Regions from separate parts of the Homo sapiens genome. Here region 2 is linked to region 1. Evidence: read pairs that join two places in POLR2A ChIA-PET (ENCODE). Cell type or tissue: OCI-LY7. All regions are shown on one strand. Links, peaks and the distances in the headings refer to the core of each region. The heading gives the core; the rest is flanking DNA.

Region 1 (6,598 bases), core at 1,606-5,605:
TGAGGCCTTCTCCTGTCATTTTATTGATTGTTTTCTTCTTGTTTTCTATTTCCTTTTTTCCTCTCTTATTGTTTATTTTTGTGGTTGGGTAGTTTTCTGTAATAAGATTTGGTTCTTTTCTCTTTCTTCTTTATCAACTCTACTGGTGAGTTTTATAGTTTCACATGTTTTTATGATGGTGGTTATCATCCTTTTACTTCCAACTGTGAGACTCCCTTGAGCATTTCTTATAAGGCTGGCTTAGTGGTGATGAATTTACTGAGTTTTTGCCTGTCTATGAAAGGTTTTATTTCTCCTTCATTTCTGAAAGATAGCTTTGCTGGATATAATATTCTTGGATGGCAGTTTTTTTTTTTTCTTTTCAATATTTTGAATATATCATCTCATTCTCTGCTGGCCTGTAAGGCTTCTACTGAGAAATCTGTTATTAGTCTAATGGGAATTCCATTGTATGTGACTTGATGTTTTCTCTTGGTTTTAGAATTTCTTTGTGTTTGTCTTTTGACAATTTGAATATATTTTGCCTTGGAGAGGATCTATTTGGGTTGCGTCTATTTGAGGTTCATTGAGCTTCCCGGACCTAGATGTCCATCTCTCTCCCAATATTTGGGAAATTTGCAGCTGTTATTTCATTAAATATGTTTCCTTACCTTTTCCCTTCTCTTCTGCTTGGCTGGCCTGTGGATGTATGTATCTGCTGTAGATGGCCCGTGGGGCTGTTTCTCAGGTTTGGGACATGGGTACAAGGCTGCTCGGGGAGCTCAGGAGTGTGTCCACCATAGATGGCCCTCAGAGCTGTTTCTCAGGCCCTTGACATGGCTTCACAACTTCTTGGCTGGTGTGGGACATGCCCCACATGGAGCTGTTTATAGGCCCAGGAGCAGGCACAGGGCTGCTCAGCCAGCCTGGGAATGAATCTGTCTACCGGGGGGGCCCACAGGACTTTCTCAGGTTTGGGATGCAGATGCAAGGCTGCTTGGCTGGCTCAGGGGTGTGGCTCAGGAGTGAGCCCTCCATAGGCCCACAAGTGATATGTTTGCTAGAGGTGGCCCACAGGGATGTTACTCAGGTCCAGTCATGGGCTCATGGCTGCTTGGATGGGCTGAGGGTATGCCTACCAGGAGCAGCCTGCTGTGCCCAGGGACAGGACTGTTTCTTAGACCTTGATTGCAGGTGGAGAGCTGAGGGCATGTCTGCAGTGGGGGAGTGCTGTAGGGCTGTGTCTCAGGACCTGAGTGCAGATGTGTAGCCTCTCTGCCAGCCCGAGGGATGTATCAGCTGCTTAGAGACGTGGGGGGCACTCTTCCACTTGGAGGGCATATAGCAGTTTTCTCTGGCTCAAGGGCAGGTTTGCCTTAGGTGGGAGTGCCAGACTGTTCCTCTGACTGGAAGTGTGGCAGTGGCAGCAGAGTGTTGGGGAGCAGAGGGGAAGGGAGGTTGGTTTCCCTGCTGTGCAGGACTGGAGTCACAGCCGATCCTGGGCCCAGGCTTTGCATAGTTGGGGTTGTGGTTTTCAGCCACCCATGTGAGTGTGATGGAATGAAGATGGAGCCCCAGTGCTAGAGAAGTTCACTGGCTACTAACCTCCAGAGCAGGGTGCACTCCAGAGGTGGCTCTGGTCTCAAGATGGCACCATGCTGCAGCAGCTTTTCTCACAGGGAGTGGTTGGGTGGGGGAGGGGAGTGTGCACCCTGTGCTCCTAATCTGGGGCAGCGCAGCTGCATGAATTCCTGGCAGCTCTCCAGACTGGGCTTGGGGCTTGCAAGGACTGTGGGATTCTCCTGTAGTAAGGATTGTAGGTGTTTGCAGTGGCAGTGGGGGCTGGTAGGGATCTTCTGCTTACCTTTTCCCTGAAATGGGAAGTCCCTCCTGACTCTGGGCTGATCCAGTCTGGGTTGGGGAGACAGGGCTGCAGTGGCCAGGTACTTCCATGCTGCCCTCCAATCTCATCACGTGCATCTCCAGTTTCTCGCTGCACCCTAGTACTCTCCCATTGACACTCAAGCTGAATCTTAGCTGTTTATGTGATGCCTAGGTTCTTTCTTATTGGGGGGATGAGTGCTGGGTGTCTCTAGTCAGTCATCTTATTGATGTCACCCTCTGAAATTAAAAATATTTAAATCTTTTTTTTTTTTTTTTTTGAGACGGAGTCTCGCTCTGTCGCCCAGGCTGGAGTGCAGTGGCGCGATCTCGGCTCACCGCAAGCTCCGCCTCCCGGGTTCACGCCATTCTCCTGCCTCAGCCTCCCGAGTAGCTGGGACTACAGGCGCCCGCTACCACGCCCGGCTAATTTTTTCTATTTTTAGTAGAGACGGGGTTTCACCGTGTTAGCCAGGATGGTCTCAATCTCCTGACCTCGTGATCCACCCGCCTCGGCCTCCCAAAGTGCTGGGATTACAGGCGTGAGCCACCGCGCCCGGCCAAATATTTAAATCTTAAATTACTCTCTTTTTTTTTGGAGACGGAGTCTCGCTCTGTCGCCAGGCTGGAGTGCAGTAGCATGATCTTGGCTCTCTGCAACCTCTGCCTCCCGGGTTCAAGGGATTCTTCTGCCTCAGCCTCCCGAGTAGTTGGGACTACAGGCACACGCCACCACACCCAGCTAATTTTTGTATTTTTAGTAGAGATAGGGTTTCACCATGTTGGCCAGGATGGTCTCGATGTCTTGACCTCGTGATCCACCCATCTTGGCCTACCAAAGTGTTGGGATTACAGGCCTGAGCCACCGTGCCTGGCCTGAATCTTAAATTACTCTTTAAGTAGTGGAGTTATTTGAACACCATGGCTTATATGTTCTCACAATTTAATTTCCTTAGAAGGAATTGAGGTAACTTTTCAAATAGATCAGAACAAGGAGAAAGTTATTTTAGACAAGGAATATTACCTGGAGTAGAAGGCAGGCATGAAAGTATATGGTATATTTGTGAACCTGTGTAGCTAGAATGTAAGGTATGTGTAGCTAGAATGTATGGATGGGAGGTTGGGGAGGGCGGGTAATTGAAACTGTGTGAAACAAAGTAGAGACGATAGATGCTACTGACTGGAGAAATAATAAATCTATGGTCAAATTGTAAAAGAAGGGTTTTGAATACAGTGTTGATTAAACTCTTTTCTTTGGCAGTGGGAGACTAGAGATTTTTAAGTGATGAGGTCAGTATTTTAAAAAGATAAGTAGTGAAAGTAAAGCAACAATAATAGATTGTTAGTGTAGTCCTGGTATTAGATATCAGCTTGTACCAGGTGTATGGTAGTGGGGCTGGAGAGGGATCATATGAGAGAAGTTTGGAGGTATGACAAATACGTTATATTAATTTATTCCTTCATAATTATTGAGTGGTTTCTGTGTGCCAGGTATAGAATTGATAGTGGTGGGAGGTGGGAAAGGGGAGGAAACAAGAAAGATTCTAGGGTTCTTTGTTGGAAAATTGAGCAGATAGTAAAAGATAAGATTTGAGGAGGGAAAATACATCCTGGTTTGTTTTTTTTTTTTTTCTTGGAGGTAGTTGTAACAAATTCACGGAAGAGCTTAGTTTATGATCTTGTGTTTTTTGCTTAGTATCTTGAGTTTATAAAAAGAATTGAAACTGGGTATCCTCCCTTTACTTCCTTTTGTTAGAAATAGCAGAAGTAAAAGTGCAGCTGTTGTTAGTTTAGAATCTCATCTTAGAATATTTAAATTTTACTTTTAGGCTGGAGTGCAGTGGTGCAATCTCGGCTCACTGCAACCTCCACTTCCTGGGTTCAGGCAATTCTCCTGCCTCAGCCTCCTGAGAAGCTGGGATTACAGGTGTGCACCACCATGCCTGGCTAATTTTTGTATTTTAGTAGAGATGTTTCACCATGATGGCCAGGCTGGTCTTGAACTCCTGACTTCGTGATCTGCCCGCCTTGGCCTCCCAAATAAATTTAACTTTTTAATTGAGTCAGTAATGTAAAAGATTAAGTACTTAAATGTTAAAAGAAGTAAAATGGCAAGCACAGTGGCTTACTCCTGTAATCCTAACATTTTGGGCTGCCAAGGTGGGAAGATTGTTTGAGACCAGGAGTTCAAGGCCAGCCTGGACAACATAGCAAGACCCCACCTCTACCAAAAAAAAAAAAACGTTAGCCGAGTGTGGTGGCACACACCTGTAGTCTTAGCTACTTGGGAGGCTGAGAAAGGGAGGAACACTTGAGACCCCAGGAGTTTGAGGTTGAAGTGAGCCATGATTGTGCCACTGCATTCCAGCCTGGGTGACAGAGCGAGCCTCTGTCTCTAAATAACAACAACAACAATAATATAAATGAGAGATTTCTGAGTAAAAATGAAGTGGGGTCACAGATTTTTTCTTCACTAAAACCAAATTAAGGAAAGAGTAGATGGTGGGTTGAAGAAAGAGGGCAGAAATGGAAAGAAGCAGACAAAAAAGGGGTATCTGTAGCTTTATACCAAATACTTCAAAAAGTGGAAGGTAAAGAAAGAATGAGAAGATACTAGTTGTATATGACAAGGCTTCTAATCCCAGCCCCGTATCCCAGAAACAAGACAAAGGAAAGAGGAAGCCTACAAAATATTGCGATATCTCATTCATACTTTTAGAGAAGTAGACCTAGGAGGTGAATAGGAAGCAAAAAGTCAAGGAAAAATCCTTGAGAAGACCCTACATACCAGCGCTGAGCCTCAGCAGAGGCAACAAGCACTGGCATTTTGAATGGTACTCTGAGTTAAGGGCAAGAGCCAAAGCCCATGAAGGTAGGCTAGATCCCTAACTAGGGAGATCAGTCTTGGTACAGGACATTTAAGGACACCTCAGCAATGCCTGTGCTCAGTCCAATTTTAGCTCTTCCTTTTCTGTGTCGTTGGATTATAGAAAAGTAGATTAAGAGTAGTTCCTGATTCTCAAACTGAAGTTTGTGTGTGTATGCATAAAGACGTGTACACAAAAATAAAAATGGCCCCAACTAAGATGAGAAAGGTGTTAGGGGTGGCCGAGCAGAATCTTGGATATCAGAGTGAATAGGAGCTGAGGATAGCAGTTTCTGTATTAAACGTGATAAAAAAAATAGCATGGCAACTCTACAAATATAGGAGAAAAATAAACGAAAGAAGTAACTCTGAAAAGACTGTCCTAGGTAAGAATAGCTGATATCCCTAAAATAGAGACTTCAACAAATGGAACAGAAAAAGTATTGAGAAATAAAATCCAGACAAAAGCTTTTGAAATGAAATGTGTATTTGCAGATTGACAGGCACACTAAATGCTAGGAAAAAAATATGAAATGATTAAAATTGACCATATCCTAGTAGTTTTTAACTTCAAAACTAAGGAGAGAATTATTTTGGTATCCTGGCCAAAAAGAGAAAAACATGACCTATATACAAAGAGAAAAAAATTCAAGATGGAGAATTATTTTGTTATCCTGGCCAAAAAGAGAAAAACATGACCTATACAAAGAGAAAAAAATTCAAGATGGCTGAATTTTAATTTCTCAATTATTGTCAATTCCAGAAGACAATGGAAAAATGTTTACAAAGTTTTGACGGTAGGAAGTTGTCAACCAGAAGTATTATACCCAACAGTATCAGTTAGATTTCTTTTGGCTGCTAATAACAGTGGCTTAAACTATAAGGATTTATAACCTTGGGTACAAAAAGTATGGAAATAGTCAGTCTAGAACTAGTATGGTGGCTTCACCCAAGGCAACCCAGGATCTTTCCTATCTATGAACACACCTGGTTTCTAGTCTCAATGTCACTGTCCATGGTGGCTGCTGGAGCTGTCGTCATTAAAATAACATTGAAAGGATCAGGAAAAGGGAGAAGAGAAAGAAAAAAAGTGCTTTTCCCAACTACAAGTACTACCCAACACTTTTGGTGGTGTTTGGAGCAGAACTTAGTCTTGGCCACATCTAACTGCAAGAAAGGTTAGGAAAGGTCTTTATTTTGGGCAACAGGGTGCCAGCACAATTTTCAAAGAGGATGATGGAATAATGGGTGTCAATTAGCAGTCTCTGCCATGCCAACCAAGTGGTTAATCAAATACACAGGAAGCAAGCAGATGTTCTCTAACATGTAAGAGCACAGAGAATATAGCACTCCTTTCTTGAAAAATACTGCTTGATGATTAAATCAAGTCAACCTCAAATGAAACAAAATTAAATAGTGATGACTTCAGGTATGGCAAAGCCATCTTAAAAGAATCGGGGGTGATCATCAGATCCATTTAAATACAGAAGAAAATGGAACAACTTTGAGAATGGTGGCTGTGGAATAAAATCTAAATGTTAGATCTTTGGAGAAGTATAAGCATGTTGATTATGTCTGCTTTCATAGCAGGAAGTCATGGATACCATGTAAAGTTGAACATGTAGATAAAAGTTAAAATCACTGTGGATTTATTAAAGAATGATTTTTGTCACTTTTTTCTTTTGTTTTGATGGCTCTATAAGCTAAGGAAACTTTTTTCTAAATGTTAGGAGGAACTTTTAAGACCTAAATAACTCGTGTGGCAAGACATCTGAAGTTCATGAGTTCTTCCAGTTTTCATTTTCTTTTCTTAGAATTCGTGGAAAATTAAATTAATATTTTATTTTTATTTATTTATTCTTTTTGAGACGG
Region 2 (6,598 bases), core at 1,003-5,002, 490 kb after region 1:
TAATTTGCTGAGGAATTATCATGCTATCCTGAAAGGAAGAGGGCATGGAAAAAGATGACTGACTTATAAGAGGGCATGGAAAAAGATGGACTTCACTTATAATACAAACTGCCCACATCCTAGCCCTAAGGAGCAATGATCCAGAACTTTGAAACTTTAGCATTGGCTCTATTAGTAACAGTTTAAGAGTGTTAACCAGGGGCATGTGCACACATGGCCCCTGGGGCCTCTGAGTTGATTGTTTTTCAGCCTATTACTTTTTGTTCAGTAACTTTAACCATCATTCTTTGCTCAATTATAATAATTGTGGAGTATACTCAAATCACGCTCCAGGATAATTAAACATTATATGTTGTTGTTATGCTTTTGATTGTGTTGTTTCTTGTATATATTCATGAGAAGTTATAAAATTAGCTGACCATACCTTTGTTGGCACTTGTGTTTTGACTCTATTCGATTGTATTCAATTGATTGTGGTTGTTTCTATTAGAGGATAGGACACGGATATCAGAGTTAACTGTTGGGTATACCCCTTTATTACGGGTGGACTTTATCCAGTTTGCAGATAGGACATGCTATAGAAAGGTCACAGTTTTATACTGGCTAGACCAATATTTGTAATTTTGTGGTTCACAACTGTCCATTTGTATAACTTTAGAGCTGGAGAAGATCTGAGACCTACTGTCACATTTTTTGGCAATAGGTCTGTAAGGAAGAAGTCACTTTTCCAAGTTTCCAAATGTCCTAGTTACCACCTCATGTTGACTCCCACTTGGAATTAAGTGTTTTGCATTTTGATTTCATACAGCTTAGGGACATCAGTAAGCAATATGACCTGGTATTAAGTGAGAGACATCACTTGGGCTCAGGACGTCTGTGGGCCAGAGGGTTAACTCATGTTCAAAATGAATCACACTAACTGGCATATACTTGGCAGGGTTTCACATTTTGCCATTTTCCCAGAAATAAGAATTGATGATGGAGTTCATACATCCTGTAATTCCTTTTATTTCTTATAAGTGCTGCTGTCTATAGAATTTAGTCATGCTATTCACATTGAGTTCTTCCTTGGAGGGTTTTAAACACGGATCAGGGGTATTATTACTAGTCCACTGAGCCCAACTAAATCATATAGCTCCTTGTTCGCATACACCCATCAATAATTATAGGCTTAGAGAAGACTGAACATTATGCCAGAAACTCATTTTAAAGAGTATTATCATTCTCAGCCAATTAGATCAGAATCTATTATATTCAGAATTGCAAACTGTTCAAATAAGAATTAAATGTATAGTAAGAGGCTAAAACATTATCTTCAAAATTAGAGCTTCTTTACTGTTCCATTTCAACCTCGTTTGTCTCTATTCATTTCTATTTTATAGGTAGTAAGTTTCTACCTTTAGAATTCATTTGCAGGTGTATAAACATGTTCTTCATTTACAGGAAGAACTGTGGTCATCTTTGTCTCTCGGTCATTTTCTTTCTCAGTATTGATTTGCTTTGCTTCAACAATTTCCTATACTTTCTCTGGCTTACTCCAAAACATATTCTTCCTTTAAACCTTTTCATGATGGAAGATTTGCCATTTTCTCAATCCATCGGGAGTCTCTGGGTTTGGGCACTTCTTCAAATATATCCCAGAGTCCACTGGGAAGTGTCTTAGCTGTCCGTCTGTGAGTGACAGAGAATGATCTATGATACTTTGCTGTCTCTTTTACAAAGTGTCCTTTTATCCCCTGCAGCTACTACTTTAAATGAAAGTGCTTTCAGATGTAAAGGTGTCACTCAATATTTTTCAAGGTGCATTGCAAACAATGAATAAAGATGTGTGTATTCTTTTCTCTTTCATCAAATTTTAGCCCAGTAATAAAACTGGGTGTATATAAATAAGAATTCATTATTTACACTGCATTTTAGTGCTGATACAGATACAGTGAGTTCCTGCCCTTTCCTCTCCTTTATATTGAAGGGATTATAAATGAAGCTCTTTAAACATTCTGAGATCTTTAAGTTGATTTCTACATGAACTCCAAGTGGTGTTAATGACATTTTCAGAAAAGATGCTTTACTTAGCTGACAAGAAAAAGTACTCTGTAAGCCTTTATTTGTATGTGATAAAACAGAGTTGATAAAATAATCTACTATTAACTTATCAATGCAGTCTTACAGAATCCACCTATTACAAAGTAGATAATTTTGTTTTCTTTCCTTTTGTTTCAGTAGAAACTGTCAATTAAAATCAATAAAGTTCTAGAAAAAGCCATGGTAAACTTGGTTACAAACCAAGAGAGAGTCAACTAAGGTGAAGAAAATGTGAAACTCTTTATTAAGCACTTGAGAAGCACTTAAATTATAACCCTAGAGTGAGTAAATACTGTTCAATCCTTACAGATTTTATAAACTATATAGGACAGCAGATGAGCAATCAGGGATTCTGGCCCATGAGCTGATAAACCATGAATCTTTGAGCTTTGCCAAGTGTTTTTTTCTCTTTACTTACAAATTAGGTAAATTAATATTTTCCCTACCCTTGCTTCACCCGTGATTCTCTAAGGAACACAGTTAACACATCTTAAACATTTTGAGACACTCCTGAAAGTTCTATATATGAATTATTTGCTTATTTCCCAAATGGCACAACACATCTATTTTCCCATAAAAACTGTCAGCCCTCTTGGAATTGAATAGCGCTGCATAAAACAACTATTGCATATTGATTTTTTCTTTTGCATTTATTCAGGCTGATTCCCCATTCCATAGGTTAGTGGCTTAGCTATTATACTCTCATAAAAAGAAGAACTTCTTGAGTATTGAGTGAGAATTCATTTGTTCTTTTTGCCTTTTTCTCACCCTCTTCTGAGGAATTTTCACTCCACTGAGCTTTCAGAAGATGTATTATTATATCCCACCAATCAAGAACAGGAGAATATGGATGATTAAATACCAACAGTGTACTGTTTCTGTACTAAACACAGAATTAGCCATTGGCCTCCACCTAATGAATCTATAATCTAATTAGACAGCTTGACAACCCCAAGAAGGGAAACGATAAGAATGCGCATCAGCATAGTAGGTTAAATGGAGAAAGTGGCATATTAAGATACGTAAGAAGGTAAAATTAGAGCACCTGGGGGAAGGCGCGGCTGTGGGCGCAGCTTCAGCCGACTTAAACGTCTCTGTATGATGGCTCTGAAGAGAGCAGCGGATCTCCCAGCACAGCATTCGAGCTCTGATAAGGGACAGACTGCCTCCTCAAGTGGGTCCCTGACCCCCGTGTATCCTGACTGGGAGACACCTCTCAGGAGGGGCCGACAGAAACCTCATACAGGAGAGCTCTGGTTGGCATATGGTGGGTGCCCCACTAGGATGAAGCTTCCAGAGGAAGGAACAGGCAGCAATCTTCGCTGTTCTGTAGCCTCTGCTGGTGATACCCAGGCAAACAGGGTCTGGAGTGCACCTGTAGCAGAGGGGCCTGACTGTTAGAAGGAAAACTAACAAACAGAAAGGAATAGCATCAGCATCAACAAAAAGGACGTCCAGACACAGAAACCCCGTTGGAAGGTCACCAACATCAAAGACCAAAGGTAGATAAATCCATGAAGATGAGGAGAAACCAGCGCAAAAAGGCTGAAAATTCCAAAAACCAGAATGCCTCTTCTCCTCCAAAGGATCACAACTCCTCACCAGCAAGGGAACAAAACTGGACAGAGAATGAGTTTGACAAATTGACAGAAGTAGGCTTCAGAAGGTGGGTAATAACAAACTCCTCCAAGCTAAAGGAGCATGTTCTAACCCAATGCCAGGAAGCTAAGAACCTTGAAAAAAGGTTAGACGAATCGCTAACTAGAATAACCAGTTTAGAGAAGAACATAAATGACCTGATGGAGCTGAAAAACACAGCAAGAGAACTTCATGAAGCAAACACAAGTATCAATAGCCAAATCGATTAAGCAGAAGAAAGGATATCAGAGATTGAAGAGCAACTCAATGAAATAAAGCGAGAAGACAAGATTAGAGAAAAAAGAACGAAAAGGAACAACGATTCCAAGACATATGGGACTATGTGAAAAGACCAAATCTGCATTTGATTGGTGTAACTCAAAGTGATGGGGAGAATGGGACCAAGTTGGAAAACACTCTTCAGGATATTATCCAGGAGAACTTCCCCAACTTAGCAAGACAAGCCAACATTCAAATTCAGGAAATACAGACAATGCCACAAAGATATTCCTCAAGAAGAGCAACCTCAGGACACATAACCATCAGGTTTACCAAGGTTGAAATGAGGGAAAAAATGTTAAGGGCAGCCAAAGAGAAAGGTCAGGTTACCCACAAAAGGAAGCCCATCAGACTAACAGAGGATCTCTCTGCAGAAACCCTACAAGCCAGAAGTGAATGGGGGCCGATATTCAACATTCTTAAAAGAATTTTCAACCCAGAATTTCATATCCAGCCAAACAAAGCTTCATAAGTGAAGGAGAAATAAAATCCGTTACAGACAAGCAAATGGTGACAGATTTTGTCACAACCAGGCCTGCCTTACAAGAGCTCCTGAAGGAAGCACTAAACATGGAAAAGAACAACCGGTACCAGCCACTGCAAAAACATAACAAATTGTAAAGACCATCGATGCTATGAAGAAACTGCATCAACTAACAGGCAAAATAACCAGCTAGCATCATAATGACAGGATCAAATTCACATGTAAAAATATGAACCTTAAATGTAAATGGACTAAATGCCCCAATTAAAAGACACAGACTGGCAAATTCGATAAAGAGTCAAGACTCATCAGTGTGCTGTATTCAGGAGCCCCATCTCATGTGCAAAGACACACATAGGCTCAAAATAAAGGGATGAAAGAATATTTACCAAACAAATGGAAAGCAAAAACAAACAAAAAACAAACAAACAAAAAAACAGGGGTTGCAATCCCCTCATCACACTTATTCTAAAATTGACCACGTGATTGGAAGTAAGACACTCCTCAGAAAGTGCAAAAGAACAGAAATCATAACAGTGTCTCACACCACAGTGCAATCAAATTAGAATTCAGGATTAAGAAACTCACTTAAAACTGCTCATCTACATGGAAACTGAACAACCTGCTCCTGAATGACTGCTGGGTACATAAAGAAATAAAGGCAGAAATAAAGATGTTCTTTGAAACCAATGAGAACAAAGACACAACATAACAAAATCTCTGGGACACATTTAAAGCAGTGTGTAGAGGGAAATTTATAGCACTAAATGCCCACAAGAGAAAGCAGGAAAGATCTAAAATTGACACCCTAACATCACAATTAAAAGAACTAGAGAAGCAAGAGCAAACAAATTCAAAAGCTAGCAGAAGACAAGAAATAACTAAGATCAGAGCAGAACTGAAGGAGATAGAAACACAAAAAACCCTTCAAAAATATCAGTGAATCCAGGAGCTGGATTTTTGAAAAGATCAACAAAATAGACCACTAACAAGACTAATAAAGACGAAAAGAGAGAAGAATCAAATAGATGCAATAAAATATGATAAAGGGGATATCACCACCAATCCCACAGAAATACAAACTGCCATCAGAGAATACTATAAACACCTCTACACAAATAAACTAGAAAATCTAGAAGAAACGGATAAATTCCTGGACACATGCACTCTCCCGAGTCTAAACCAGGAAGAATTCGAATCCTTGAATAGATCAATAACAAGTTCTGAAATTGAGGCAGTAATAGACTACCAACCAAAAAGAGTCCAGGACCAGATGGATTCACAGCCGAATTTTACCAGAGGTACAAAGAGGAGCTGGTACCATTCCTTCTGAAACTATCCCAAACAATAGAAAAAGAAGGAATCCTTCTTTACTCATTTTATGAGGCCAGCATCATCCCGATACCAAAACCTGGCAGAGACACACACAAAAAAAGGAAATTTCAGGCCAATATCCCTGATGAACATCACTGCAAAAGTCCTCAATAAAATACCGGCAAACCACATCCAGCAGCACATCAAAAAGCTTATCCACCATGATTAAGTCGGCTTTGTCCCAGGGATGCAAGACTGGTTCAACATTTGCAAATCAATAAATGTAATCCATCACATAAGCCGAACCAATGACAAAAAACACATGATTATCTCAATAGATGCAGAAAAGGCCTTTGACAAAATTCAAGACGTCCTCATGCTAAAAACTCTCAATAAACTAGGTATTGATGGAACATATATCAAAATAATGCGAGTTATTTATGACAAACACACAGTCAATATCATACTGAATGGGAAAAAACTGGAAGTACTCCCTTGGAAAACTGGCACAAGACAAGGATGCCCTCTCTCACCACTCTTATTCAACATAGTACTGGAAGTTCTGGCCAGGGCAATCAGGCAAGAGAAAGAAACAAAGGGTATTCAAATAGGAAGAGAGGAAGTCAAATTGTCTCTTCTTGCAGATGACATGATGGTATATTTAGAAAACCCCATGGTCTCAGCCCAAAATCTCCTTAAGCTGATAAGCAACTTCAGCAAAGTCTCAGGATACAAAATCAATGTGCAAAAATCACAAGCATTCCTATACACCAATAACAAACAGACAGCCAAATCATGAGT

Evidence for each region. ChIA-PET counts read pairs that join two places held together with the same protein. Peaks named below come from ENCODE experiments on the same cell type or tissue, not always from the same donor. Only the 100,000 strongest peaks of a DNase experiment are listed, where the experiment ranks them.
Region 2: POLR2A ChIA-PET joins it to region 1 with 6 read pairs; 2 of 35 experiments call an interaction of 5 or more read pairs at or near these places.

What each region holds. Positions count from the first base shown.
Region 1 is chr7:77,820,782-77,827,379 of GRCh38, forward strand. The region is part of intron 1 of PHTF2 (putative homeodomain transcription factor 2); the gene reads left to right. Among named protein-coding and RNA genes, the nearest start is that of PHTF2, 25 kb to the left of the region's middle. RefSeq lists an enhancer at 3,545-3,644. In OCI-LY7, for the core only: no CTCF peak of the experiment used is centred there; DNase peaks (open chromatin) are centred at 1,693 and 3,620; H3K4me3 peaks cover 2,278 bases; H3K27ac peaks cover 2,965 bases.
Region 2 is chr7:78,314,406-78,321,003 of GRCh38, forward strand. All of the region lies in intron 9 of MAGI2 (membrane associated guanylate kinase, WW and PDZ domain containing 2), which reads right to left. Among named protein-coding and RNA genes, the nearest start is that of DDX3ILA1, 330 kb to the left of the region's middle. In OCI-LY7, for the core only: no CTCF peak of the experiment used is centred there; no DNase peak of the experiment used is centred there.